Linked DNA regions of Homo sapiens: region 2 is linked to region 1. The links are chromatin loops, found by intact Hi-C in ENCODE. Cell type or tissue: PC-9. All regions are shown on one strand. Links, peaks and the distances in the headings refer to the core of each region. The heading gives the core; the rest is flanking DNA. Region 1 holds the start of LOC105373883 (a long non-coding RNA gene). Region 2 holds the start of PTPRN (protein tyrosine phosphatase receptor type N).

The links. A loop is a pair of places that touch in the nucleus more often than their neighbours do. Peaks named below come from ENCODE experiments on the same cell type or tissue, not always from the same donor. Only the 100,000 strongest peaks of a DNase experiment are listed, where the experiment ranks them.
Region 2: it touches region 1 in a loop (4-fold over the local background); 7 of 110 quality-filtered maps call a loop at or near these places.

What each region holds. Positions count from the first base shown.
Region 1 is chr2:219,356,323-219,372,834 of GRCh38, forward strand. DNPEP (aspartyl aminopeptidase) reads right to left here. Exons shown (of 15, transcript NM_012100.4): 15 at 15,721-16,512. It overlaps LOC105373883 (a long non-coding RNA gene), which reads right to left and starts at 13,730. Exons shown (of 2, transcript XR_923917.3): 1 at 12,029-13,730; 2 at 6,180-6,486. RefSeq lists an enhancer at 6,241-6,290. In PC-9, for the core only: no CTCF peak of the experiment used is centred there; a DNase peak (open chromatin) is centred at 12,729.
Region 2 is chr2:219,300,458-219,314,917 of GRCh38, forward strand. It overlaps PTPRN (protein tyrosine phosphatase receptor type N), which reads right to left and starts at 8,944. Exons shown (of 23, transcript NM_002846.4): 1 at 8,761-8,944; 2 at 7,335-7,385; 3 at 6,987-7,100; 4 at 3,278-3,374; 5 at 2,119-2,380; 6 at 1,680-2,034; 7 at 1,131-1,262; 8 at 486-520. The coding sequence starts at 8,875. In PC-9, for the core only: no CTCF peak of the experiment used is centred there; no DNase peak of the experiment used is centred there; H3K27me3 peaks cover 3,668 bases.

The sequences.
Region 1 (16,512 bases), core at 8,513-16,512:
TTTCTCAAAATGTTAAACAGGCCAGGCACAGTGGCTCATGCCTGTAGCCCCAGCACTTTGGGAGGCTGAGACAGGTGGATCATCTGAGGTCAGGAGTTCAAGACCAGCCTGACCAACATGGTGAAACCCTGTCTCTACTAAAAATACAAAAATTAGCCAGGCATGGTGATGCACACCTGTAGTCCCAGCTGCTTGGGAGGCTGAGGCAGGAGAATCAATTGAATCTGGGAGGCGGTGGTTGCAGTGAGCCGAGATCGCACCATTGCACTCCAGCCTGAGCAACAGAGCCAGACTCCATCTCAAGGAAAAAAAAAAAAAGTTAAATAATAGAGTGACCATATGACCCAGCAATTTCACTCCTAGATGTATACTTAAGAGAAGTGAAAACAGATATCCACACAAAAACCTGTACATGGATTTCATAGCTGCATTATTCATAATAGCTACAAAGTGGAAACAACTCAAATGTCCATCAATTGATGAATGGAGAAACAAGATACAATGGGAATACTCTTCATCAATTACAAGAAAAGAAGTGCTGATACATGCTACAACATGGAAGAGCCCTGGAAATATTATGCTAAATGCAAGAAGCTAGTCACAAAAGGCCACAGGTTGTGTGACTCCATTTATATGAAATGTGCAGAATAGGGAAACCCATAGAGATAGGAAGTACATTGGTGGTTGCCTAGGGCTGAGGAGGGTGGTTGGGGGAGGGAATGGGAAGTGGCTGCTAATGGGCACAGTTTTCTTTTTGGGGTAATGAAAATGTTACAAAATCGATTGTGGTGATGGTTGTGCAACTCTGTGAATATACTAAAAGCCATTTTAAATGGCTGAATTATATGTCAATAACATTATTTAAAAATCACTAATAACTGGCCAGGCATAGTGGCTCATGCCTGTAATCCCAGCATTTTGGGAGGCCGAGGCGGGCAGATCACCTGAGGTCAGGAGTTTGAGACCAGCCTGATCAACATGGAGAAACCCTGTCTCTTACTAAAAATACAAAATTAGCCGGGCATGGTGGTGCATGCCTGTAATCCCAGCTACTCCGGAAGCTGAGACAGGAGAATCGCTTGAACCTGGGAGGTGGAGGTTGCAGTGAGCTGAGATCGCGCCATTGCGCTCCAGTTTGGGTAACAAGAGCGAAACTCTGTCTCAAACAAACAAACAAACAGACAAAGAACGACAAAAAAACACTAATAACTTTAACAAAATGGAAGCACAGCGTTCCCCAAACTTTAGTTATTTGAGAACCACCAACATGATTTTTGACTTATCTTTGTACCATTGTGCTATTACTGCCTTACTCTTCAAGTTGATGATTCATGCTTTTTATTTATGTGAAATTATTTTAAATTTATTATTTATTTAGAGACAGGGTCTTACTCTGTCTCCCAGGCTGGAGTGCAGTGGTGCAATCTTGGCTCACTGCAACCTCCGCTTCCCAGGTTCAAGCAATTCTCCTTCCTCAGCCACTCGAGCAACTGGGATTACAGGTGCGCACCACCAAGCCCAGCTAATTTTTGTATTTTTAGTAGAGATGGGATTTCACCGCGTTGGCCAGGCTGGTCTCTAACTCCTGACCTCAAGTGATCCACCCGCCTTGGTCTCCCAAAGTGCTGTGATTACAGCTGTGAGCCACCGCGCCCAGCCAAGTGAAATTATTTTAAAGGGCAACTTTGCTACTGTAAATGGAAAAAACCGTGTTTCTTGGCGTAAGTAGAAGCTAATTATAAAATATAAAGACAGACTCCAAAGAAAAAGAAGATATGTGTAGAGAGACCCCAGCACCCTACCCGTGAGGAGGGACTTCAGGACTGAGGCAGTAGTCCCAGGACTGATAAGTAAAGAGCGACCTTGGGCGCCCCCCCCCCGCTGTCATCAGCGCTGACGCCCTGGACCCACACAGCGGCGGGGTTTGGTTTGACGTGGCTCCCAAAGGCGAGGGCGGAGCTGGGGAAGGTGAGAGCACCCAGGCATCCGCACAGGCGTGACCCTCTGCCCACCAGGCACCCTGCCCACACAGCGCGCCGCAGGAAGCCCTCCGCATTGGTGTCCAAGCTCGAGCACCAGGTGGAGGAACCCGTGGCCATCGGGTGTGGGGTGTGCAGGGTGCGGAGAAGGCTAGGATTCCTCCCAATCCTCTGCTGCGCCCTCCCCCAGCCGCCTCCCCAGGTTGAGGGGAGGCCCCGGCCCAGGACTGGGCTCTTCCCGAGGTGGGGACTGGATGCCCGCGCTCCGGACTCCTGCCGGAGATGCCAACCCCCCAGCGCTGGGCACCTTGCCTTGACCCCTCAGCGCGTCTCACATGGCCCGGATCTCGGTCCCTTGGGCACTCCCTCTTGCCCAACTCCGAATTGGAGTTCTTGTAGTTCTAGTTTCCACCCCGTCTTCCGACGTTTAAGACCCCGCTTCCAAGACGCCCTCTGGCTTTCTCTTCCCATCCCGCACACTTCCCTAGCTTCTGAGCTGTGTGCACCCACCAACCCGCAGCCCTCCCTCAGGATCGCCCCTGCCCTTCCCCCAGGTTTCCTCCTGACGGTGGGGACTAATGGCGTCCCAGCCCCCCGGGCGGCTGCTCAGCAGCAGGAAGCAGAGAATCAGAGGCACCCCCGCTGGGCCCCGAGCCCCATGCGCGCGCAGGGGCCCCCGCATCTTGTTGGGCGCGCGCTGCCCCGCCTGCACCGCAGCGACCGCGGCCAGAGCCAGGCCAGGCGGCTCTGCGCGTCCCTCTCTCCGCAGCGCGGCCAGTCGGAGGCCGGCTGCAGCAAGGTCCCCAACCCCGGCTCTCCCGTGTCTTGGCGTCAGAGTCCTGCTTTTAAGAGTGGGGTGTTGCCTGAATATGGTCGACCCCTATCTAGAATCCCAACCCCCTACCCGCCTACACACACACACACACACACACACACACACACACACCCCCACACACCATATTGCCTCCCCCTCACTCCCACTTCTTATCACCAGGGATTAACGATGGGGGGGGGGGCTTGATAAAATCCAGAATTGCATATTGGCAAATGGCACTGGGTGTCCTTCTTGAGAAGCAGTGTCCCTTACTTGTTAAAATAGTGTGCTGGGACCGGGTGCGGTGGCTCACGCCTGTAATTCCAGTACTTCGGGAGGCTGAGGTGGGAGTATAGATTGAACCCAGGAGTTTGAGACCAGCCTGGGCAACATAGTTAGACCCCGTCTCTAAAAAAAAATTTAAAAATTAGCCGGGTGTGGTGGCAGGCACCTGTGGTCCCAGCTACTTGGGAGGCTGAGGTGGGAGGCTCATGTGAGTCCGGGAGGTCAAGGCTGCAGTGAATCGTGATCCTGTACTCCAGCCTGGGTGACAGAGCAAGACCCTGTCTCTCTCTTCCTACCCCTCTCCGGGCAAAAAAGACAGTGTGCTGGAGCCAAATCCAAATACCTGCAGGCAGTTTTTTGCTTCCTCTGTGCCCCAGTTCCCTCACCTGTAAAATGAGTTTGACAGTAGCGTCTAGCTTACAGTGTTCTTAGAAGGATTAATAAGTTTAACACCTTTGAAGGATTTAGAAATATGATGGGACCAGCACATCATAAGCATACATCAGAAGCACTCAATTAACGTTGGCTATTACTGTTCTTTTTGATGCTCCCTCTCTGTCAGTGGCACCTCCTATGCATTGTTCAGGTTTCTCCCTGCAAAAATTTTCTCTTACAGTTTACATTTTTCCCAGACCCAATGCCATTGCCCTTGTTCAAACCACCATCATCTTTCTTTTATTTTTATTTTTGTAAATGTTTAATAGAGACAAGATCTTATGTTGCCTAGGCTGGTTTCAAACTTCCAGGGTCAAGTGAACCTCCTGCCTCAGTCTTACAAAGTGCTGGGATTACAGGCGTGAGCCACCATGCCCAGCTGGCCATCGTCTTTCACCTGTTACAGAAATTGAATCTCATCTAGTTGCCTGGAGTAACTAATGACTTGGGGTGTGTTCTAGGAGTCTGGGATTGTGTCTGGTGTACTGTAGGTGCTCAGTCGTTCTTGTTGAATATTTGTTGTTCCACTCTTGCCTCCCTGTAATCTCTTAAGCACCAGGAGAAGCTTTCCAAAATATAAATTAAAGCATGTTATTCCCTTGCTTAACACCATCCAATGGATCACCTCATTTACACTTTTGAATAAACGCTAAATTCCCGACCATGGCCTATGAGCCCCAACGTGATCTAGCCTTGCCTTCCTCTCCAGCCTCATTTCCTTCTCTCATCTTGCTCTCTCTGTTCCCAGCCTCCTTTCCATTCTTTGAACACCTGAGTCCTTCTCAAAGGCCATTTCTGCTTCTCCCCACCCTCCATTGTTATCTCTTTGTTCTAGTATAACCCTCCCCACCAAGTAGTTTCTGGTCCCTAGGAATAATTGTCACTTCATTACCTTCATGACTCTTACCACTGTCCATGACTTCTTCGTTTTTTGTTGTTGTTGTTGTTGTTGTTTGTTTGTTTTGTTTGTTTTGAGATGGAGTTTTTGCTCTGTTGCCCAGGTTGGAGCGCAATGACGATCTTGGCTCACTGCAACCTCTGCCTCTTGGGTTCAAGCAATTCTCTTGCCTCAGCCTCCCAAGTAGCTGGGATTGTAGGCGCCTGCCACCACACCCAGCTAATTTTTGTATTTTTATTAGAGATGAGGTTTCACCATGTTGGCCAGGCTGGTCTTGAACTCTTGACCTCAGGTGATCTACCTGCCTTGGCCTCCCAAAGTTCTAGGATTACAGATATGAGCCACCGCGGCCGATGGACTTCTTCCTTTGTTTACTTGTTTATTTGCGTCTCCCCACTGGAGTGTAAATTTCAAGAGGACAGAAGACATGTCTGTTTGATTTGCTATCACATCCTCAGTGTCTGGCTCAGGACCTAGCTCAGCCTGGATGCTCCAAAATGAAACAGATTTTGGGTCCTGAGGCCCCAGATGAAACACCTCTGCCTCAGTGCTCTTATCTGTTAGATGGGCAGCTCATCAGGGTGACTGTGAAAATGAAATGAGATGATGGATATAAAGCAGCCTCGTGTTGCACAAATGCATTGTGAGTTGAATTCTAGTTCCTTTCAGCTTCAGCCTCTCTGGGTTTGTAGATTTCGGCTATGCCCCAAGGTTTCAAGGTGAAAGACCTTGAAACCCAGAAGGGCAGAGAGGCCTGGTCTGGTAGAGAATCAGGAGCAGAATCCAGGAGACCTGCCTTACAGCTCACCAGGGGGAAGGTGTGAGACAGCCCACCTGACCCCAGGGAACAAAGGCTGCCCACCTTGATAGGGAGAGGGTGGGCCACCATGCCTGTGCCTCTTCTTGGATAGCCAGTGGGGATGGTGCTATCATTGCACTGAGGCCTGCAAGACTCAGGCCACCACCCTTTGTCGGGAAACAAGGTCTTCCCTCAAGGACAGGATCACCTCTGGTGGGAATCTCCTAGAGAAGAGGCAGCTCCTCAGGCCAGGCACGGTGGCTCACGCCTGTAATCCCAGCACTTTGGGAGGCCGAGGCGGGTAGATCACAAGGTCAGGAGTTCAAGACCAGCCTGGCCAACATGGTGAAACCCCGTCTCTACTAAAAGTACAAAAATTAGCTGGCCATGGTGGCATGTGCCTGTAGTCCCAGCTACTCTGGAGGCTGAGGCAGAAGAATTGCTTGAACCCGGGAGGCAGAGGTTGCAGTGAGCAGAGATTGTGCCACTGCATTCCAGCCTGGGTGACAGAGCAAAACTCCATCTCAAAAAAAAAAAAAAAAAGAGAGAGAAGAGGCAGCTCCTCCGAGATGGGTCAGAGCTCTATGGGGAGCCCCAGGTGGGCATCTAGATGGTGAAGAGCCCAAAGACTCTAGAAGTGGGTTCTCGGGACTTGCGCATGCGTACATGTGTTTATATGTGTATACATGTGTTTATATGTTTGTGCATGGGTGTTGTGTCCATGTGTTTATATGTGTGTGCATGTGTTTGTATGAATCAATGTGTACTGTATGCATGTGTGTTTGTGTGTGCGTATGTAGGTTTGTATGTGTGGGAGATGTATTTGTGTATGTAGATGGGATGTGTGTGTCAATGTGTATATGTGTACATGTAGTGTACTTGTATTCATTGTCTATTACTTTTTTTAAAAATCCAGTTTTAGCAAAGAATATCTATGGCTTATTGCTACATGACAAATTACCCCAAAGCTTAGTCGCTTAAACTATAAACATCTATTTCACAGTTTCTGTGGACTGGGAATCTGAGAGAGGCTTAGCTGGGTATTTTTGGTTCAGGGTCTCTCTTGAAGTTGCAGTGAAGATGTTACTCAGGGTTGGCTGTAGTCTTCTGAAGGCTTGCGTGGGGCTAGAGGATCCACTTTCAAGATGACTCACCCTCCTGGCAAGACGATGCTGGCTGTTGGCAGGAGGTCTCAGTTCCCTACCACATCAGCCTCTCCATATGGCTGCTTGAGTGCCTCATGACACAGCAGCTGGCTTCCTCTGGAGTGAGTGACCTGAGAGAGAGAGAGAACCAGGCAAAAGCCACAGTGTTTTTAAAACCTAGCTTTGGAAGTCCCATGCCATCATTTCTGCCATATTATACTGGCCACAGAGACCAACCCTGATACACTGTGGGAGGGACTACACAAAGGCATGAATTCCAAGAGGTAAGGATCACTGGAGGTCATCTTGTAGGATGGCTATCACATGCAGTATGTGCGTGTGGGTATGTGGGGTGTGTGTTTGTGGGTGTGTACATAAAGATGTGTGTGTTTGTGTATATATGTGTATGTTTTTGCATATGTATATATGGATATATAGCAATATGTTTGTGTGACATGTATCTATGTATTGTCTGCATATGTGTATGCATGCATTTATGTATATGTATCTGTGTATTGCACATGTGTGTTTTTTGCGCACGAGTATGCATGCATGTATTATGCCTACATGCATGTCTCTGTGTTTGTATGTTGTGCATGTGTGCATATATGTGTATGCCTTTTTGTATGTATTTGTAGTATGTGAATGAGCATATGTATGCATGTGTGATGGGTTTGTATATGTATCCAGGTGTATATGTGTGTCTATGCCTGTGGCTGTATATGTTTGCAAACATTGTATGTGCATGTGCACCTGTGTTGTGTGTGTGCATGTATGCTTACATGTGTGTGTTTCTGTATAGATGTCCATGTGTAAGTCCGCATGTGTCTGTTTATGTGTGTGTAGGTGTATATATGTTACGTTTATGTATGTGTGTGAGGTGTATGTGTGTAGGTTTGAGAATATGTGTGTGCATTACTATGTACATATTGCACTTGTATATATAAATGTGTGCTGGCACATGCATACAAACTTAGGAATGTCACCTGCTGTGGGAGGAAAGCCTGGAGTCAGGAGTGGGGAGACTCAGGGAGGAGTCCCTATTATTCCTGGGGTAGCCCATGAGTGGAAGGCTCTGGAGCCTGGAGAGCAGGCTCTCCCTTGCATTTAGGATATGTGGATCCATGGTCCTCTGCATCTGGCTTTCCTTTGTCAAGGCTTTCTGTTGTTGTTCATTTTTGTTTGAACATTTCAGTCTTTCCTAAGCTGTCAAATAAAGCAGCAGAGAAAGGGTGGTCTCTATTGCCTGGAAGTTGAGAGTTCAGTGTAGACTAGTGCCCCTTTGGGGCTGGCCTGGGGAAAACAAGGGGATTTCCCTGGAGAGCACGGCTGACCCTCCCTCTCATCTCTTCTCGCCTAGGGCCACTCTGGGAGCTTCTGGAGTTTATTGGGCAAGAAGGGAGGGCATTTCTTTACTTCTAATAATCCAGTCATCTTAGGAGCCACTCTTTTCCTCTTTCCATTTAGAATATTTCTGACACCAACTTTTGTGTTTAGAAGCTTTTATGCTTTTTTTTAAAAAAAGTATTTTTACCTTTTGATTATGAAAGGTAATACATATGAACAGAAGTAGACAGAATGTAAAGATACAGCTCAACAGATTTTCAGAGTGAATAGCCATTTATACTATCCAATAAGAGGGTTCAGGACATGCCACCCAGAAACATGGCACACTGGCATGTTGAATATTTTAAGCTGGAAGGATCTGAGAAACAGCATGTGCAGGACAATCTCTCTGACTTCCCTGATCCTTCTCTCCTGAAGGGATCTCCCTGATCCTTTCCCCATGTGAAAGGTGTCCTTCCTCCAAAGATGGGGACACAGACAGGAATCTGAACACATGGGCCTTGTTAAGTCTTTTGGGTAAATAAAATTAGTTTTAAGATTGTTGGCAGGCTGGGCGCAGTGGCTCACACCCCTAATCCCAGTGCTTTGGGAGGCTGAGACAGGAGCATTACTTGCGCCCAGGAGTTTGAAACCAGCTTGGACAACATACTGAGACTTGGTCTTTACAAAAAGTTTAAAAAGTAGGCCGGGCTTAGGGGCTCACGCCTGTAATCCCCGCACTTTGGGAGGCCGAGGTGGGTGGATCACTTGAGGTCAGGAGTTCAAGATAAGCCTGGCCAACATGGTGAAACCCCGCCTCTACTAAAAATACAAAAAATTAGACTGGCGTGGTGGCAGGCGCCTGTAATCCCAGCTAGTTGGGAGGCTGAGGCAGGTGAATCCCTTGAGCTTAGAAGTTCAAGGCTGCAGTGAGCTGTGTTCACACCACTGCAATCCAGTCTGGGCAGCAGAGTGAGACCTTGTTTATATAGATTAAAAAAAAAAAAAGCCAGGTACAGTGGCTCACGCCTGTAATCCTAGCACTTTGGGAGGCCGAGGCAGGTTGATCACAAGGTCAGGAGTTCAAGACCAGCCTGACCAACATGGTGAAACTCCGCCTCTACTAAAAATACAAAAATTAGCTGGGCGTGGTGGTACACACCTGTAATCCCAGCTACTCAGGAGGCTGAGGCAGGAGAATCACTTGAACTCAGGAGGCGGAGGTTGCAGTAAGCCAAGATGGCTCCATTCCATTGCACTCCAGCCTGGGTGACAGAGCCAGGCTCTGTAAAAAAAAAAAAAAAAAAAAAAAAAAAAAAAAAAAAAAATTGTTGATAAAATAAAAGCAGAAATGTCTTTGGAGTTGTCAGCATTAAATAGAATGCAGAACTACAATTTTATTTTACCTGGGTTTACTGGTCAAACAATGTTATATCAACTAGATGTTTAAGGTTATAAAACTATAAATCTAAACTAAGAATAAAATATACAATAAAAATAAATTGCTTGATGCATATCAAGCATAGCAGTTTTTAAAAAAAGACAGAGAAGAACCATATATTTAAATTTTTAGGTTTTTTGCTTCTGTTATTTTTTTTTAAACAGGGTTTAGCTTTGTTGCCCAGGCTGGAGTACAATGGCATGATTATGGCTCATTGCAGCCTCAACCTCCCAGGCTCGAGCAATTCTTACCACCTCAGCCTCCCAAGTAGCTAAAACTTCAGGAGAATGCCACCATGGACAGACAATTTTTGTATAGATGGGGTTTGGCCATGTTGCCTAAGCTGGTCTCGAACTCCTGGGCTCAAGGGATCTGTCCACTTCGGCATGCCAAAGTGCTGGGATTATAGGCGTAAGCCACCATGCCTGGCCATTTTTTACACTTACCTGATTTGTCAACAAGAAAAATAACTTGAGATGATGGCTAGCTTTGTTTGATGTTACAGTATGTCTGCCTGAATCAGTTTCCAAATCTTATTTGGTAACTTGCAAACTTAAAGTTAGGTTAAATTAAGCAGTAGATATTCATTAAATGTCTGAACCATTTGTAAGTAAGATAAACTACTGAAACATTAACTACTAAGCATAAATTTAAGCGTATATACTTCTGGCATCTTATTTTTATATGATATAGAGAAGCTAAATATATTTGGGTCTACTAATAAGCATGTTCTTTGCCACACTGAAAGACTGTACTATATTAGGAAGCATATGTTCCTGAAATTATAAAATAGTATATTCATAAATTTACTAATCTACTACAAGATGCCGATATATGACAGGCAGTTCACAATTGCCTGCTTCCTAGTTTTCACAGCAAATTAGGGTCACTAAGGGTTAAAACTTATAATAAGTATACATAAATAAAACAATTAGACATCATAGGATGGAGGGAAACAACTTTGTATGCAAAGTATGCAAGGTATGAAGAAATTATTATTATTATTATTATTTGAGACCGAGTCTTGCTCTGTCACCCAAGCTGGAGTGCAGTGGCGCGATATCGGCCCACTGCAAACTCCACCTTCCGGGTTCAAGCGATTCTCCTGCCTCAGCCTCCCTAGTAGCTGGAATTACAGGCACATGCCACCATACCCAGCTAATTTTTGTATTTTTAGTAGAGATGGGGTTTCGCCATGTTGGCCAGTCTGGTCTCCAATTCCTGACCTCAGGTGATCCGCCCGCCTCGGCCTCCCAAAGTGCTGGGATTACAGGCGGGAGCCACTGTGCCTAGCCAGCCGTGGGTTTTTCATAGATGCCTTTATCAGGTTGAGCAAGCTCTTTTCTATTTCTGAATGTTGAATATTTTTATTATGAAAGGGTTTGGGATTGTACCAAATGCTTTTTCTGCATCAATTGAGATCATGTGGGTTTTGCTCTTTATTCTATAATATAATGTATTACATTAATTAATTTTAATATGTTGAAGTAAACCTGCATTCTTGGGATGTCCACTTTATTATAGTACATTACCAGCCTGGCCAACATGGCGAAACCCCATCTCTACTAAAAATACAAAAATTAGCTGGGCGTGGTGGTAGGTGCCTGTAATCACTGCTACTCAGGAGGCTGAGGCAGGAGAATTGCTTGAACCTAGGAGGCAGAGGTTGCTGTGAGCCAAGATTGCGCCACTGCACTCCAGCCTGGGCAACGAGTGAAACTCCATCTCAAAAACAAACAAACAAAAAAAAAACCAAATTGCCACCTTTGTCATAAACCAAGTATCAAATATTCATTTGTCTCTGTTCTATTGGTGAGTTTTATTCTTGAACCAAGAATATACTATCTTAATTTCTGTAGTTTTTATAATAAGCTTTGACAACAAATAAGGCAGTTGTCTTCTTCGATTCTTTTTTAAAAAAAATTTTTAAGATACGGGGTCTCACTATGTTTGTCAGACCGATCTCTAACTCCTGGGATCAAGCAATCATTTCATCTCAGCCTCCCAAGTAGACAGGACTACAGGCACGCACCACTACACCCAGCTCAAATCTTGGCTATAAAAAAGTATCAGCTTGTCAACTCCCACACAAAAAGAAGAAAAGCAAGGAGGAGGAGAGAAACTGTCGGTATTTTTATTAGAATTGCACTGAATCTATGTATCAATTTGGAGGATAACATATTTTACAATATTGAGTTTCACATCATGAATAAGAGATATCTTCCAAATCATTTGGACCTTCTTACATAAAATTTTCTCTATAGAGGCCGGGTGTGGTGGTTCACATCTGTAATCCCAGCACTTCGTGAGGCTAAGGCGGGCGGATCACCTGAGGTCAGGAGTTCAAGACCAGCCTGACCAACGTGGTGAAATCCCATCTCTACTAAAAATACAAAATTAGCTGGGCATGGTGGCACATGCCTGTAATCCCAGCTATTTGGGAGGCTGAGGCAGGAGAATCACTTGAACCTGGGAGGCGAGGGTTGCAGTGAGCCAAGATCACACCATTGCACTCCAGCCTGGGTGACAGAGCAAGACTCTGTCTCAAAAAACACACACACACACACACACACACACACACACACACACACACAAATTTTCTCTGTAGAGATCTTGCATAACTTTATTGACAGATACTTGATTTTTATGCTTGTAGAAGTAAACCTTTTAAAAATTTCGTTTTCTACCCATTTTTTATTGGTATGTAGAAATAAAATTGATATTTGTATGTTGATTTTTCAGCCAGCTGTATTGATAAACTCTCTCATTACGGCCGGGTGCAGTGGCTTACACCTGTAATCCCAGCACTTTTGGAGGCCGAGGCAGGCCGATCACGAGGCCAGGAGATCAAGACCATCCTGGCCAGCATGGTGAAACCCTGTCTCTACTAAAAGTACAAAAATTACCTGGGTGTGGTGGTGTGCACCTGTAGTCCCAGCTACTCGGGAGACTGAGGCAGGAGAATGGCTTGAACCTTGGAGGCAGAGGTTGAAGTGAACCAAGATCACACCACTGCACTCCAGCCTGGGTGACAGAGCGAGTCTCGGTCTCAAAAATAAATAAATAAATAACTTATTAATTCAAATAGTATAACTTTTGGATTTTCTACATAACAAATAATATAAAAAGAAAGTTTTATTCCTCCCTTTCCACCTTTCTTTCATTCCTTTTCTTGTTTTAGTACATAGCTAAAGACCTAGAGTAAAATGCTGAATCGTAATAGAATAGCAGACATCCTTATCTAAAAATCTCAGAAGAATTCTAACTTAGTTTCAGTTTTCCCAGAAGCAGACCCGGAGACAAGGATCTGTGTACAGGAATTTACTGGGAGGTGAAGGAAAACATTGGTTGGGGAGTGGGAAAGGGAGACAAGGAAGGGAAGGTGGCCAATAGAGGCATGTGTTATCAGGCTTATCTCTGGAGCAGAATTCTGCTGGGGGGACTCTGGGAGCCAGTGTAAACTACATGCCTCAGAGTTCTCTCACCCCAGATGGGAGGGAGCTGTGGTATTCAGACACAGAGTCTTGCCAGTTATTGTTTAGAGCTGCTGTGGGATGGAGCTTGAATTCCCCAGCACTTCCAACTGCCATGGGAGTGGAAAACTGTAGTCAAGCAGCAAAGAAAGCCCTCAGGCAAGAAGTGCAGATGCTGGCAGCTGAAAACGGTAGTGTGTACACTGAAATGGTAAAAGTGACGGATACAGGTAAGTTGCCAACAGTGTCTTCTACAAACCCCTTCAACATTTTACTGCATTAACAAGTAACATTTGCAGTCCCCATAGGATAACGGCAGCTGCATAAGTCCAGCCTTTCTAGACACGCTCCTAAAATCATTTTGTCAATGAAGAGAGAAAGAAGGGGAAGAATACACATAATTGCTGAGCATGGTGGCTCACACCTGTAATACCAGGCCAAGGTGGGGGGAATTGGTTGAGTCCAGGAGTTCAAGACCAGTCTGGGCAACATAGTGAGACCGTGTCTCTACTAAAAATTAAAAAAAATTAGCTGGGTGTGGGGGCGCATGCCTGTAGTCCCAGCTGCTCAGGGGGACTGAGGCAGGAGGATCACTTGAGCCTGGGAAGTTGAGGCCGCAGTGAGCCAAGATTGCATCACTGCACTCCAGCCTGGGCAACAGACCAAGACACTGTCTCAAAACAAACAAACAACACACACACACACACACACACACACACAATCCATGCTTACAGCATAATTAGGAGACAGAAAACACCACAAACTATGATGGTAAAATGTTGCCACCTGGCCACTGTTACTCTGAAGTCCTACTATCACCATTAACATCAGGGAGCTCAGTTCTCTGGTAGCATTCCCTACTGTGAACCCTGGCCTACAAAGGACAGCCACCACTCAGTCAAAGTCTAGTAACTGTCATACTACAGCATGCAGGGTTTACCACCACCACACTTAGCATTAACAAACAAATAAGAATCCTGGTACTTAGAAAATACACAGAATAGACTAAGTTAAGGAAAAAGGAGAATGGACAAATACAAGAGAAAGAAGGAGGAGGAGGAGGAAAAAAAAAGGAGAAAGAGGAAGAGAAGATAAAAGGGGCTGGGCGTGGTGGCTCACGCCTATAATCCCAGCACTTTGGGAGGCTGAGGTGGGCAGATCACCTGAGGTCAGGAGTTTGAGACCAGCCTGGCAAACATGATGAAACCCCGCCTCTACTAAAATACAAAAAAAAAAAGCTGGGCGTGGTGACACGCACCTGTAATCCCCACTACTCAGGAGGCTGAGGCAGGAGAATGGCTTGAACCCAGGAGGCAGAAGTTGCAGTGAGCCGAGATGGCGTCACTGCACTCCAGCCTGGGTGACAGAATGAGAGTCTGTCTCAGAAGAAAAAAGGAAAAGAAGAAAAGAAAATTCTAAAAAAGGTAAACTAATCTATAGTGACAGAAAGCAGATCAATGGTTGCTTGGACGTCAGGAGTGGAGAGAGAGATTGATTGCAAAGGGGTACAAGAGGATGATGGAAAGGTTCTGTATCTTGATTGTGGTGGTGGTTTCCCAGGTGTATATGGTATATCTGTCAAAATTCATAGAATTTTACACTTTAAGTGTATAATTTATTATATGGAAATAATACCCCAATTTTTTTTTTTTTTGAGATGGAGTTTCGCTTTTGTTGCCCAGGCTGCAGTGCAATGGCACAATCTTGTCTCACCACAACCTCTGCCTCCCGGGTTCAAGTGATTCTTCTGCCTCAGCCTCCCGAGTAGCTGGGATTACAGGCATGTGCCACCATGCCCGGCTAATTTTGTATTTTTAGTAGAGACAGGGTTCCTCCATGTTGGTCAGGCTGGTCTCAAACTCCGAACCTCAGGTGACACGCCCACCCCGGCCTCCCAAAGTGCTGGGATTACAGGCATGAGCCACTGCACCCAGCCTTCATGTATAACTTTTAACTCCCTGTAAACTTAATTACTGTTGACCAGAAGCTTTACTGATGACATAAACAGATTACCACATATGAAGTATATTCTATGTATTACACACTGTATTCTTACAATAAAATAAGCTAGAGAAAAGAAAATGTTATGCCTGTAATCCCAGTACTTTGGGATGCTGAGGCAGGAGGAATGCTTAGGCCAGGAGTTTAAGACCATCCTGGGAAATGTAGTGAGACCCTGTCTCTTTAAAAAATTAAAAAATTAGCTGGGTATGGTGGTGGGCACCTGTAGTCCCAGCTATTCAGGAGGCTGAGTGGGAGGATCGCTTGAACCTGGGAGGTGAAGGTTGCACTAAGCCAAGATCTTGCTACTGCACTCTAGCCTGGGCAACAGAGCAAGACACTGTCTGAAAAAAAAAAAAAAGGTGGGGGGGGGAGAGAATGTATTTACTATTCATTAAGTGGAAGTGGATCATCATAAAGTCTTCATCTTTGTCGTCTTCATGTTGAGTAGGCCAAGGAGGAGGAAGAGAAGGGTTGGTTGGGGCAACAGTGGGAGAAGAGGCGGAGGAGGTAGAATAGGGGGTAGCAGGGGTGGGGGTTCAGGAGAGCCAGGCATACTTGGTATAACTTTTTTTTTTTTCCAAGACGGAGTCTTGCTCTGTTGCCCAGGCTGGAGTGCAGTGGTGCGATCTCCGCTCACTGCAACCCCCGCCTCCCAGGTTCAAGCAGTTCTGTTGCCTCAGCCTCCCAAGTAGCTGGGATTACAGGCGCCCACCACCACAACCTGCTAAATTTTGTATTTTTAGTAGAGATGGGGTTTCACCATGTTGGCCAGGCTGGTCTCGAATTCCTGACCTCATGATCCGCCCACCTCAGCCTCCCAAAGTGCTGGGATTACAGGTGTGAGCCACCGCACCTGGCCGGTATAACTTTTATTGGGACAAATCCACATGTAAGTGGATGAATTTGAACTGCACAGGTCCATTTATATGTGGATTTTCTTCCACCTCTGGGGTAACATTTCTATCACCCTCTTAAAAGTTTTCTTGCACCCTTTTGCAACCAAACTCTCTCTCAATCCTTGACATTCAAGCAACCACTGGTCTGCTGTCACTATAGTTCAGCTGGCATTTTCTAGAATTTATCCCATGGGAAAAACCAAGGCAAATGTACAATGATATATGTACATTTATCTCAATGTTATTTAGAGTTGTCAACTGGAGAAAAACTTAAATGACCATTATTAACAGACTGAATAAATAATGACCATCTATACAATAAAATACTGTACGCCAATTGTAAGAGTAAATACAGTGTGAGGGTAAAATTTTTTACATAAGTAATACATGGTACATTCTGTTATACAAAAGGAAACCATTACAAAAAGGCTAAGGCCCTTTTGTCACTCCCAACCCAGAAGATCACTGTAAAAGTTTCAGGTGCATTTTTCCAGGCTTTTTCTATACATGTATACATCTACGTGCATATTTATATACACATAAAAATATATAATAATTTTTTTTTTGAGACGGAGTCTGGCTCTGTCGCCCAGGCTGGAGTGCAGTGGCTCAATCTTGGCTCACTGCAGCCTCTGCCTCCCTGGCTCAAGCTATTCTCCTGCCTCAGCCTCCCGAGTAGCTGGGATTACAGGCACCCACCACCACGCATGGCTAATTTTTTTTGTATTTTTAGTAGAGAGGTTTTCACCATGTTGGCCAGGCTGGTTTTGAACTCCTGACCTCAAGTGATCTGCCCACCTCGGCCTCCCAAAGTGCTGGGATTACAGGCATAAGCCACCGTGCCTGGCCATATAATGTTTTGAAGGTACTCCTTGTCCTGTGTCCAGTTCTGCAACCTGCCTTTTCTACTCAACAATGTCTTTGTAATCTCTTCATGTTAGTACACACACTATACAATTTATCTTTTTCTCAATAGCTACCTATAATGGACATTTCATAGTGTATTTGGGCTTGCCT
Region 2 (14,460 bases), core at 3,856-11,855, 61 kb before region 1:
TGATTGAAAATGGTCTGTACTAATCCACAGAATGGGGCTGGAGACAGAAAACCCCTGCAGCAAGAGAAGCTGGGGTGAGGGTAAAAGACAAACAGGCAGGCGATGGTTTCTAGACTTTTGTTTAGCCACAAAGTCTTAGAAATCCAACACATGAAACAGAAAGAAGCAGAGCTCCTCCTGCTACAGAAGCTCAGGAAGGGCTCTCTGCTCGAAACTTCCCTCCTCCCCTAGGAATCCTCAGAGCATGGTCTGAAATGATTGTAGTGAAAAGAGGAATGAATTAAGAATTCAGTTTTCTGGCTCCAGTTCTGCCATCAACTTGATGGGAGACCTTAGGCAATAACTTGCGGTCTCTGGGCCTTGGTTTCCCCCAAAATGAGGGGTGGGAGGATACAGATTCTAGGTCCTGAATTTGAAATTTAGGTTTGGCAAGGGGGCGTGCTGCCATGGGGTGATTATGAGTCAAGGAGGTGCTGGGGACTCACTTTCTTGATATCAGCTCCAACATTTACAACCCCTCCTGCGAGACAGGAAAAACAAGAGTCTGGAAAAATGGCCATGGCCAAGGTCTACACAACACAAGTGGGAGAAAGGGCCAGAGACCCTGAGCCTGGAACATTTGCTGTGGTCTTCATCTCAGTCAGTGACCAAGACCCTGTTACTGGTCTCATCCTAAGCCTGGCCTCATTCCTTTTTGCTTCCTCCTCCCAATTTACTGTTTTATTAACTCCTCCCTCTACCATTGGCCATCTCTCTCAAAGCTATTCTTTGTTCAGTTATTTCTCTACCCATCAATTACTGGCTTCTTCTTAGTACTGGCTATGCCCGTTTTTAGGCCCTCATTGTCACCAACCCATCCTTCCCGATGCCTCCTTTTCCCTGCTCACACCCTCTGTTGGCTGCTTTTTCCATTACTTCCACCATCTAGTCTTTTCCTGATCTAACTCCTAAGCTTGCCACCCTACCCCCTTGCTCCCTGCCTTGCTGGCAATGACCCTATGTCTCAAAGGAACTCTTTCCCCTGAAGCCTGACTCTTCCTCTCCAGGCTACTCCAAGTGGTCTCGAGGCAGGGCAAGAGGCCTCCATGGAGCCGGGAGATATTGGTCCCTCCCTCTGCCTGGACACTTACCCGGATTTCTTCCTGCACCCTTGGGCAGTAGCTGCAGCAGGGTCAGGAGTGTGGAGAGCTGCTCAGGGGTCAGCTGACGCAGCTCTACCCCATAGCCCGCCAGCACAGCGGCCAGCCTCTGCAGAGCCGCATCTGCTGGGAGCCAGACACAGAGCTTAGGGCTGATTGCGCAGTGAACTTGAGGGATGCAGATGAGTGAGTGAGGGTGGGAAGGGACTAGCATGTTAAGAGAGTCTTCCCAGACACCAGGACACCAAGAGATGCCCTCCCTTTCCCAGCCCTTGTCCACACTTTGGGGGAAAGTTCTTCCTGGGACCCAGATCAAACTTCAGGACATCTTGACTCTCCACTGGAAGGAGAGTCACGTCAACTCCACTCCCCACCACTTCCCTAGTGCCTGGCATAGAACAGCTTGTCAGTAGACATTCCTTAAATGTATGAATGACTTTAAGGACAAGTTAACAAACGCATAGATTGTCAGGGAAGGGCCCCACCATGGTTCCCCCAAAGCAGCCCTCACAGGGAGGTGGATGCTGAGGACCTTGTTACCTGGCTGCACAGCTGGGGAAGCAGGCTTCTCTCCACGATCCCCTAGTCCTTCCTTCTCATAGCCCTCTGGGGAGTCCTCTGCCCGGCTGCTGCTCCCTTGCTCTGGCAGCCTTGGCACCCTGGCCCTGCTGGGTGCTGGCAACTCCTGGGCCAGATAGAGCAGCCCAGAGTCTTGAAAAAGCTGGGCAGGTGAAGGCCCTGGAAGGTCCCCGTAGGAGTGGCCAGGGTGGTCCCCAAATATGCCCTTGGAGGCAGTTCTGCTGAAGAGGGCAGGGGCTTCAGCCTTGGGCAGGGGGCCGACACTGACCATCCCTGGGGAGCCCTCTGAGACCCTGGAGCCATCACGGGAGCCAAACTGTGGAAAACCAGAGATCTGGGTAAGAGCAGAAGTCCGGGCTGAGGGACTGCGGTTGGGGTGGGACCAGAGTCAAGGACTTACCTGGTGGAACAGGTAGGGCTGCAGCAAGGCAGGTTCGTAACTCAGTGAAGGGTGGGGAGGCTGTGGGGGCAGCAGCAGGTGCTCCAAGAGAGGCGGGAGCAGCTCAGCCTGCAGAGGGGACAGAGAGGAGCTGGCCCCAGCTCCACCTTTGCCCACTGGTGGTTGTGGAAGCCGATGCTGGGCAGCAGGGGCGGAGCCAGTGGGGATGTCCTGTAAAAGCAGCTCTCCAGCAGGACCAGGTCTCTTGGGTGCCAAGCCAGACCTGTAGAGGAAAGCAAAGTGTGTGTGTTGGAGCGGGGGAAAGGGCATAGAGAGCCTGCAAGGCAGAACTATTCGGGGCCAGGCAGGCTCAGCGGTTAAGAGCAGGCCTGACCTCTTTAGAAACTGAGTGACCTCAGGGGAAGAGAGATGGGCTGGGTGGGAATGGGGAGGGACCAGAGGGCCAAGCTGAGGGCAGAGGTATCTGCCTCCCTGGTGAGCATGGCTGAGTCTCTGAAACAACTGCAAAGGCTGGGTAATCATGAGGCTGGGGATGGAGAAGGGGCAAACAGGAGCAGGGGAAGGCAACCAGGAATTTCTCTAGATGAACTGTGGCTGCAGCTGTCCCCGTTGCCCCTGTGTGCCATGTCCCCACACCTGGCTCTCCAAGTATATGTCCAAATATTCAGGACTGCTCCTCCACCCCCCACCACTATGCCATCTTCATCCTGGTATCATCATCTGAGCTCCCTAAACCTCATTTACTTTCCTCTGCTTTGCAGTCTGAATGATGCCTTTAGAGGCCCTAACCACAAAAAGATGATGGTGGCTCCTGTCATATAGAAATTCACATAGTAATGAAATGGAATATTGAACAACTTCAGTCCAACAGCATTCTAATTTCTCCCATGATGACTACATTGATGCTTCTTTTAAAGTAGCCAATGTCAATGTTTTTCAAAACATTCAAAAAATGCCCGTTTTTCTGGATCCCTAGAGATGAGCTCAGCTCCTCTTGGTCATGTGAGCATGTCAGAGAGTGACCATTCCTGCACCTCTTTACCTGTGCCCCAGCATGCTGGCCTTGGTGCCCACTTCCTTCCCCTTCTCTCCATCAATTAGGACAACCACAGATTCATCAGCCTCACCATTGCTAGAGTTGTAGAGAAAGGCTGCCTACCTGTCCCTTGGACGGGGCTCTGGGGGGCGAAGCCTGGGGATGCGCTCCATCTCCTGAGAGATCACATACTGGGTGAGGTCATCGTGCCAGGACAATCCTGTCAGGAAAGAGGACAGCGTAAGTTGGTTCAGGAGTCTGGGGATCCAGTAACGGGGACCACTGGGGATCAGAACTGTACCCTCTGCCCTGCAGCTCATGGGGTTTGTCAGAGTAGAGGGACAAACTCAGTGGGTGATCTGAGCTGTCTTCTTCCCACCCTCAGGTACAGCTATTGGAGCCAGACCACCTGGGTTTGAATCCTGCCTTTGCTACTGATGAATTATGTAACCTTGGGCAAGTTGCTGAACCTCTCCAAGCCTCAATTCCCTCATCAATAAAATGGGGATTTATACCTCCTAGGATTGTTATTATCATTAAAATAACACATATACATATCAAACGGTTAGAATAGTGCCTGTCATGTAGTGAACTTTTAACAAATGCTATTACCATAATTATTATTACTATTGTTATTATTCTTTGTGTTGACCCTGAACCTCAACTTTCTCTGTTTGTAAAGTGGAAACGATACATATTTCAGGGGGCTGTTGTGAAGATCAAGTGTGATCAGGGAAATCAAAGTGCTTAGAAAACTCTAAAGCATAATCCACATGTTTTAAACATGTATCATCATCTTCATTGTCGTCATCATCATCATCATCACCATTATCATCATCATCTTATTCATAGACAGCTCTCCTGTTTGACTCTTTCCCCCAAAAAAACTCTGCTCTCAGGAAAGTTCAGTCACTTATTCTAAAGGAATAATTTCCCACTTTTCACCCTCATTTTTTCTTCTCTAGTTCTGGATTTAAAATCTGTGCTGCTCTTAACTTGTATTCTGGTATCTACCAACATCCACACCTGCCTCCTTGCTTATTCACATTAGATGAGCTGTCTGTGTTCCTATTTAAAGCCAGTTCCTCTGAGCACTAGATTTCATCCCCTCTCACCTATTCAGGAACATTCTCCTTGCAATTCTCTCTTCTTTCCTACATAATTTCCTTTGTTCTCTACTGAATTATTCACATTATTCCCATGCAAACAATATGCAATTTCTTCCATCTTAAGAAAAATACTGCTTGATCCCACTTTCTTCTCTAGGGATCACTCCATATCTTTGCAGCAAGACTTCTAGAAAAAGTTGTCTATACTGACTGTATCCAATTCCTTTCTTTCTATTCCCTCTTAATCCACTTTATTCAGGATTTTATTCCCAACTATTCTACCAAAGCTGCTCTCATCAAGAGCAGCTTTGTCTGCATGTCCAAATCTAGTGGTCAATTTTCATATCTTATTTTACTTATCCCGTAATCATCATTTGACACTGTTGGTCACTCCTCCTCCTTGATACACTTTCTCCTGGCTTCTGGGACACTGAACACTGTTGTTTTTAATCCTACTCCACTGGCTTCCCCTTCTCAGTCTCCCTGAGAGGAAGTTGATGGTTCCTCTCTTTATCCTGGTCCTCATTTTTTTTTTTTTTTGAGATGGAGTCTCGCTCTATCACCCAGGCTGGAGTGCAGTGGTGCGATCTCGGCTCACCACAACCTCTGCCTCTCAGGTTCAAGTGATTCTCCTGCCTCAGCCTCCTGAGTAGCTGGGATTACAGGTGCTCGCCACCATGCCTGGCTAATTTTTGTATTTTTTGTAGAGACAAGGTTTCACCATGTTGGTCAGGCTGGTCTCGAACTCCTGAGCTCGTGACCTGCCTGCCCCAGCCTCCTAAAGTATTGGGATTATAGGTGTGAGCCACTATACCTGGCCTGGTCCTTTTAATAGAAGAATTATCTAGGACTTGATCCTTGGTCTTCTTAATAGACACTCAATCTTTTGGTTATCTCATCCACCTCATGGGTGTAATTACCATCTATATGCCAAAGAATTCCAAATTTATATCTCCAGGTGAGAACTCTGTCTCTCAGAATCCAGTCTCATGTACTCAACTTCCTGCTTCACTTGAGTAGACATCTTAAACTCAACATATTCAAAGCTGAACACCCCCACCAAGTTGAACCATTTGCAAGTTTCCACATTATAATTAGTGACATCTCCACTGATTCAGTTATTCAGTAAATAAAACCTTTGACTCCTGGCTGAGCGCGGTTGCTCACACCTGTAATCCCAGTACTTTGGGAGGCCCAGGCAGATGGATCACTTGAGGTTAGGAGCTCAAGACCAGCCTGGACAACATGGTGAAACCCTGTCTCTATTAAAAATACAAAAATTAGCCAGGCATGGTGGCGCGCACATGTAATGTCAGCTACTCGGGAGGCTGAGGCAGGAGAATCACTTGAACCTGGGAGGTGGAGGTTCCAGTGAGCAAGAGATTGCATCACTGCACTCCAGCCTGGGTGACACAGCAAGACTCTGTCTCAAACAACAACAACAACAATCAACAAACAAAATAAACCCAAAAAAACTTTGACTCCTCTCTTTATAACCATATCCAATATTTCACGAAATAATGCTGACTACCTTAAAAATAAATGCAGAATTCTCTCATCCTTCATTCCTTCCCTGCAATCACCTTGGCCCCATCCACATTCATCTCTTATCTGAGTTATTGTGGTAGTTTTTGTTTGTTTGTTTTAGTAAAGTGAAAGCAGTTTATTAGAGAAGTGAAGAAACAAAAGAATGGCACTCCATAGACAGAGCAACCTATTGTGGTGGTTTTTAGTGGTCCCCCTCACCAACTCTTGACTCCATCTATTCTAGTCTCACTACAGCAGCAAAAGTGATGCTTGTCAAGTGTAAGTCAGATCATGTGCCCCCAAGCTCCAAATCTTGTAATAGTTTCCTTCTTTACTCAGAGTAAAGCTAATGTCCATACATTCCCCTATGAGGCCCTAAAGTGATCCACATCCCTTCCCCCATTACCTACCTGACCTCACCTTCTACTCTTCCTCTCCATCAGTCTTCTACAGTCCCCTGGCCTCCATGGTGCTCTTCAGAATTGTGCTTTTGTCCTAACTGTTTGGTCTGCCTGAAATACTCTTCCCCTAGATAATCTTCTGACAAACTCCCCCACCTCCTTAAAAAGTCTGTTCAGATTTCATAGTCTCAATAATGTCCACCTTAACCACCTGATTTCCTCATTTAATACTGTAGCTTTCTACCTCACCATTTTGATCACTTTATCCTGCTATAATATTATATGCTATTTATCATCTTCTAAGACACTATGTATTTTCTAACTTTTATAGCGTGTTTCCTCCCCTTATCCCCCAAACAGAAACTCCAGTAAGCAGAGATCTTTGTTTTATTCCCGATACATTCCAAATACCTAAAACTATGCCTGCTACATAGTAAGTACTCAATAAATACTTGTTGAATGAGGAATTGGGTGAGTGGAATATTATCCTGGCTGAGGATTCCAGAGTTCTTGGCTCTGTAGCACTCAGACAATGCCAGTGAGAGGAACTGGTCCTAAGAAGATGGAAGCTGGCCTTTTCCAGTGACTTCTTCTTAGAAGGCTCCTCTGGGCTTCTCCAGAGAGTCCAAATGTGAATAGCCCATCTCTAGGGTTCCACCTCTTACTCTAGCAAGATATGGGAAGGTGAGGCTCCAGCAGTGGGGGTGATAGGAATATTCCTTGAAGAGAAATCTTCTTCCCCACCCATAACTAACCAAGTTCCAATCTCTCTCCTCCAGTGCACCCAGACCTTACCTTGGGACATGAGTTGTCGGAGCACACCTTGTAAGCGTTGGAGAACTGGGGAGGTGACTTGCAAAAGGGGCCGGGCCTGCCCCACTCCCACCTGGCACTGCCCAAACAAGCCATCTAAGGGCACAAAAGTGGTGTCAGCAGGGGGCTTGAATAAGAGGCCTTCCAAAGTCCAGGTTGCAAATGGACTGTACTCTCTTCACTTTCTCCCCTACCTCTCCTCCTCCAGGCAAGTCTTCCTTCTTCTCAAGCCCAGTAGCCCTCTTCCTTTCTGGGCCTTCTCTCCCCTTCTTGTTTTTTATTGCCCCTCTCCCCCCGATCTTGTGAGTTCTATGCTTGGGCCTCACTCACCCTGAATACAGACTTCCAGGTGAGAGCAGAGCCTGCGGTCAAATAGACAGCCTGTAGAGGAAAAGGTGAGCAGAGGCTCAGACACCCACTCACAGAGAATGGGCAGATGGGTGGACAGGCTGGGAACGGGAGAAGCAGATGCAATTTATTCTTTCATTCTAAAGAAGGCCTTAAGCTGGGAGGAGAGTAGGAATCAGGCCTGAATTTCTTAAAAGGAAGCATGGGATCTTGTTTTGGATTTTAAGAATTTGTGAGTCTGTATCCTTAAAAGCCTCTGTTTGCTTAACTGAGTGATAGGGAAGAAACCTTCCAGGTGCAGGGAGAGAGATTCATAGAATTACTGCAGGAGAGGTTTTGGCCAAATTCTGAAAGAGGAATTTCCTTCCCAAATATGGAAAAGCATCCTATAATGGCCTGGAACTCAGAAGAGGTTCTAGCACACTTCCCCCGGTCGGGGGAAAGAGGGCATGGGTGGGGCTGGGGAGGGTGTCTCTTAGGCATCTCTCCTCGCGCTGTCCCGAGCCGCTGGCGCTGTCCGCGGTGCTGAAGCTCTGAGTCTGGCGCCGCCAAGGGCTGGCCTTGGAGGCGGTTACCAGAGAGGAAGGGGTCACAGAGCGAGGACTCTCCACTAGACCTGAGCCCTCTGTTGTATTCTGCCAACCCACAGCGTCACAGGAAGTACTCTGCCTCTCGGGCCTCCAAGCCCGGGTGGGGAAAGAGGGCGCCAGGCGGCGAGGCTGCGCCCCTTCCCCCACGCGCCACCCTCCCATCCCCCACCCCCTGTCCGTGAGTCAGCGCTGACTGTCTCTGTCCGCACAGATGTGAGTCAGCACCAGGCCTGGCTGTGGGGAGGGGGACAAGAGAGGACCCTCCCCTCTTCATCCTCTTCTGCCCCCTCCCCGTGCTGTCCCCCGTTACAGGAGATCAGATCGCTGCAATCAGCTTCTCTAGGCTTACGGAGAAACCCTGGCCTCTCTCTCTGCCCAGCTGGGACTCTATGTCTGCGGCCCAGGCTTCCACTGCCCAGAGATCACCGTTCCCTCATTCTCCCCGCCACCTCCCCTTCCCATTCCTCAGCGCCTGTCACCACCTCCCAGGCGCCTCGGAGCAAGTGGCTTCTCCTGTGGTCTCGCAGCCGGTCTCTAAGTCCCTCTGCCCACATGCACCCCGTGTCCTTCTCCCGAACCTGCAATTTTCCCCAGAGCCCAATTCTCTTAGGTCCCGCCCCCGTATTCCCAGCCCCACCTCCAGGCCTACGCCCCTTTCCTCCGAGACGCCCTCTCACCTTCCTCATCTCGCATGCCTCCCCCAACCCATATTCTCCCCGAGCTTCATGACATTTCACCCTCACCCCCACCGAGTTTCGCTCCAGGCCCCAAGCTGCTCCCCGCCCCCCACCACCCGCCAGCCCAAGTTTCCTCCTGACCGTGGGCACTAACGGCGCTGCAGCCCCCCGGGCGGCTGCTCAGCAGCAGGAGGCAGAGGAGCAGCCGGAGACCCCCGGATCCCCCGAGACCCCCAGGCCGCCGCGGGCGCCGCATCTTTCCGAGCTCCGGGCGCTCGCTCCCGGGCCGGAGCCGCAGCGACGCTGGCGGGAGCCTGCCAGAGGGGCTGAGGCGGGGCTTGCCGCTCCCCACCTCCCTACGAGGCGGGGTCTACATGCCCCTCTCGCTGCAACGCGGCCAACCGCAGGCGGGTGCTGACGACACCTCCACCCCCGGCTCGTAAGCTAATTTGCGTCACATATGGCGTAAGAGCCCTGTCGGAGCGGGGGACCTACCTAGCCCATCCCTCCTCCATCAAATAGTAGGCGCCTCGCTAGAATTCCCACTTGGCCCCATCCCTGTAGCCCTCTTCTAGGATCACCTCTGTCTCCCCGCCCCAGGGTGGGTGAAAAGGGTTAAGTTAAGTGGGGGGCCAGGAAAGATAGGTGGGTCCAGAACGATAAACCCGAAGACAAGAAGCAGAAAAGTGGGTAGAATAAGTACTCTTACTCATTGTCATTGAAGATACTGTTCTCTTCCTTAAGAAAAAATGGTTAGGCATGCCTAGATTCCAGTTCTAGCAGGGCATCTACTAAGGGTATGACCTTGGGCACCTTGTTTAACTTGTCTGCGTCCAAGTTTCCTGATCTGCAAAGTGGAGGTGTTAATAGTTACTACCCGCCTCACACAGTGATTGTGAAGATTTTGTTCGTTACACTAATATGGATCACTTAGAAGGATGACTGGACTGGTGCATACTACATGCTCCATACATATTAGCTGTCATCATTAGCTTTTATTTATTTTTTATTGAGATGGAGTCTTGCTCTGTTGGCCAGGCTGGATACTGGCGTGATCTTGGCTCACTGCAATGTCCACCTTCTGGGTTCAAGCCATTCTCCTGCCTCAGCCTCCCTAGTAGCTGGAATTACAGGCGCACAGCACCTTGCCCGGCTAATTTTTGCATTTTTATTGGAGATGGGATTTCACCTTGTTGGCCAGGATGGTCTTGAACTCTTGACCTCAGGTGATCCAACGGCCTTCGCCTCCCAAAATGCTGGGATTACAGGTGTGAGCTACCGGGCCTGGCCTCATCATTAGCTTTGACTCTCCTTTCTCTCCGTCTGTGCCACCTCGAGGCTATCAATCATTTTATGGTTTCTCCCTGCAAAATACATCTCCCATCAGTCCACTTCTGTCCATCCTCACTACCTGAACTGAAACACTGTGCTCTTTCACCACGACCACTGCAGCAATCAGCTAGTAACTGCTCTTTTGCTTCCACTCTAGTCATCCAATAAGTAGGGGAGTGAGCTTCTTAAGTTCAGATTTGATCTCCTTCCTCTCTTGCTTTCCAGTAAAATAAAATAAAATTTAAAAAGGACAGAAATGCATAATGAATACTTACATACTCATCATCCATACTTAATGGTTATTGATGTTTTACAATATTTGCTTCTTTTTAGTATTTAAACATGAATGATAGACATCATGACATTTCTCTTCTAAATATTTCATTATGCATCTCCAAGAAATAAGGACATTTTCCTGCATAACCTAAGTGCTGTTATGACACCTAAAAAAATTTACAATAATTCCTTAATATAATTTTTTAAATTTTTTTTTTTATTTTTTTGAGAAGGAGTCTTGCGCTCTTTTGCCCAGGCCAGACTGCAGTGGCACTATCTTGGCTCACTGCAAGCTCCCCCTCCCAGGTTCACGCCATTCTCCTGCCTCAGCCTCCTGAGTAGCTGGGATTACAGGTGCCTGCCACTGCACCCGGCTAATTTTTTGTATTTTTAGTAGAGACGGGGTTTCACCGTGTTAGCCAAGATGGTCTCGATCTCCTGACCTCGTGATGCACCCACCTCGGCCTCCCAAAGTGCTAGGATCACAGGCGTGAGCCACCGCGCCCGGGCATTCCTTAATATAATTTAATGCTCAGTTCATATTCAAATTTCTCAGATTGTTTCCCCAAAAATGCCTTTTCTTTTCAGGTGTTTTGTTCAAAATAACAGTCAATTAAGAACAACCACGGCCTTTGTTATGTTTCTTAATCTCTGTAAATTAGCATAGACACCATATCCTCTCTCCCCTCCCCCATTTTTGACATTGTCATGTTGATAGACCAGGTCAATTTTTCTTTAGAACTCTTCTTCTGGGTTTATCTGATTTTTTTCTTCATGTTGTATTTCCCTGTATTTCTCCAGTGTATAACCTGTATATCACCTGTATTTCCTGTAAACTAGAAGTTATATATGAAGTATTGACTGTATCAAATTAAAGAATTTTTAAAGCAAAATGCCTCTCATTGCATCATTTCAGGAAGTACATGATGTCTGACTGTTCTATTAGTGATGTTAAAATTGATCACTGGTTTAAGGTAGAGACAGCCAGATCTCTGTATGTAAAGCTGTGGTTTTCTAATGTGACCAGCATGTAATTCTTGGATGATACTTTGGCACTGTGAGACTATCTAGTTCCTCATCAACTTTTCACCTAATGGTTTCACTATTCACTGGTGATCCATCCTTGACTAAATGATTTCATTAGAGGTTGCAAAATGGTGATTTTTATAATCCTATCATTCAATTCACGTTTATCGCTTATTTTACTTTGTAAAGAAGGGCTTTCTCTCATCAACTGGGTTTAGTTTACACTAAAATGCAATTCCAACTGGAAAGGTAACATATATTCTCAGCTTTTTCTCTTTACCCTTCTGCAAAATAATGAGTCTGTGTAGTGTAGTGACCTCTAACAGTGACTAATACATTTTTAAACATTTATTTATTTATTTAGAGTCAGGGTCTCACTCTATCACCCAGTCTGGAGTGCAGTGACAAGATCATAGCTCACTGCAGCCTTCAACTCCTGGGCTCAAGCAATCCTTCTGCCCCAGCCTCCTGAGCAGCTACCATTGTGAGCAACCATGCCTGGCTAATTTTTTTTTTTTTTTTTGTAGAGGCCAAGCACAATGGCTCATGCCTGTGATCCCAGCACTTTGGAAGGCCGAGGCAGAAGGATCACGTGAGCCCAGGAGATTGAGACCAGCCCGGGCAACATGACGAATCCTTGTCTCTACAAAAAATACAAAAATTAGCTGGGCGTGGTAACACGTACCTGTAGTCCCAGCCAGGTGTGGTGGCTCATGCCTGTAATCCCAGCTACTCGGGAGGCTGAGGCAGCTGAATTGCTTGACCCTGAGAGGTGGGGGTTGCAGTGAGCCGAGATTGCGCTATTGCACTCCAGCCTGGGTAATAGAGAGAGACTCCGTATCAAAAAAAAAAATTTTTTTTAATCCATTTTTCTGCTGATGGACATTTGGGTTGTTTCAGGTTTGGTAGTATTATGCATAATGCTATTGAGAGGTGACAGCATGCTGGCAGCCCTCACAGCCCTCGCTCGCTCTCGGCGCCTCCTCGGCCTTGGCGCCCACTCTGGCCGAGCTTGAGGAGCCCTTCAGCCCGCCGCTGCACTGTGGCAGCCCCTTCCCCGGCTGGCCAAGGCCGGAGCCGGCTCCCTCAGATTGCGGGGAGGTGTGGAGGGAGAGGCGCGGGCGGGAACCGGGGCTGCGCGTGGCACTTGCGGGCTAGCGCGAGTTCCGGGTGGGCTTGGGCTCGGCGGGCCCCGCACTCGGAGCGGCCGGCCAGCCCCGCCGGCCCCGGGCAGTGAGGGGCTTAGCACCTGGGTCAGCAGCTGCTGTGCTCGACTTCTCGCCGGGCCTTAGCTGCCTCCCCGCGGGGCAGGGCTCGGGACCTGCAGCCCACCAGGCCTGAGTCTCCCCCTCCGCTGTAGGCTCCTGCACGGCCCTAGCCTCTCTGACGAGCGCCGCCCCCTTCTTCACGGCGCCCGGTCCCATCGACCACCCAAAGGCTGAGGAGTGCGGGCACATGGCTCGGGACTGGCAGGCAGCTCCACCTGCGGCCCCGGTGTGGGATCCACTGGGTGAAGCCAGCTGGCCTCCTGAGTCTGGTGGGGACTTGGAGAACTTTTATGTCTAGCTAATGGATTGTAAATACACCAATTGGCACTCTGTATCTAGCACAAGGTTTGTAAACACACCAATCAGCACCCTGTGTCTAGCTCAGGGTTTGTGAATGCACCAATCGACACTCTGTATCTAGCTAATCTGGTGGGGAGGTGGAGAACTTTCGTGTCTAGCTCAGGGATTGTAAATGCACCAATCAGCACCCTGTCAAAATGGACCAATCAGCTCTCTGTAAAACAGACCAATCAGCTCTCTCTAAAATGGACCAATCATCAGGATATGGGTGGGGCCAGATAAAGAATAAAAGCAGGCTGCCCCACCGGCAGTAGCGACTCACTCGGGTCCCCTTCCACGTGGGGGAGGATTTGTTTTTTTGCTCTTTGTATTAAGTTCCTGCTGTTCAGTTGTGGGGTCCACACTGCTTTCATGAGCTGTAACACTCACGATGATGGTCTGCAGCTTCGCTCCTGAAGCCAGCGAGACCACAAACCCACTGGGAGGAACGAGCAAGTCTAGACGCGCCACCTTAAGAGCTGTAACACTCACTGCGAAGGTCTGCAGTTTCACTCTTGAGCTAGCGAGACCAAGAACCCACCGGAAGGAAGAAACTCGGAACACATCTGAACATCAGAAGAAACAAACTCCAGACACGCTGCCTTTAACAACTGTAATACTCACTGCGAGGGTCCAGCACTTCATTCTTGAAGTCAGTGAGACCGAGAACCCACCAATTCTGGACACACTATTATGAATTTTTTTTTTTTTTTTGAGACGGAGTCTCACTGTCACCCAGGCTGGAGTGCAGTGGCACAATCTTGGCTCACTGCAACCTCTGCCTCGGGTTTAAGTGATTCTCCTGCATCAGCCTCCCCAGTAGCTGGGGTTACAGGTGTATGCCACCAGGCCTGACGAATTTTTGTATTTTTAGGAGAGGGGGCTTCACAAGGTTGGTCAGGTTGGTCTCTAACTTCTGACCTCGTGATCCTCCCGCCTTGGCCTCCCAAAATGCTGGGATGACAGGCGTCAGCCACCGTGCCCAGCTGCTATTATGAATATTCCTGTACACACGCCTCTTGTGTACATATGTGTGCATTTCTCTAAGCTAGTAGTTCTCGAACTGTGGCCTCTGGACCAGCAGTATCAGTATCTGAAAATTTCTTAGAAATGTAAATTCTTGGGTTCCTGAACTATTGAAGCAACAACTGTGAATGTGACTCTCTGACTTTAACAATCCCTCCAGGTGATTCTAATGCATGCTGAAATTTAAGAACCACGGTATACCTGGGAGTGAAATTGATGGGCCATAGTAAGTATATGTTCAACTTTAATGGCTAATATAAAACTGTTTTCTAAGTTAATTTTACCAATTGGCTGACCTAGCTAACATGGTGAAACCCGGTTTCTACTAAAAATACAAAAATTAGCCAGTCGTAGTGGCGTGCACCTGTAATTCTAGCTTCTCAGGAGGCCGAGGCAGGAGAATCACTTGAACCTGGGAGGCAGAGTTGAGGTGAGCCAAGATTGTGCCACTGCAGTCCAGGCTGGGCGGCAGAATGAGACTGTTAAAATAGAATAAAATAAAAGTAAAAAAATAAATAAATGTTACCAATTTATACTCAGGCCAGCAGTATGGAGCTTTAGTTAGTTAGTCCAT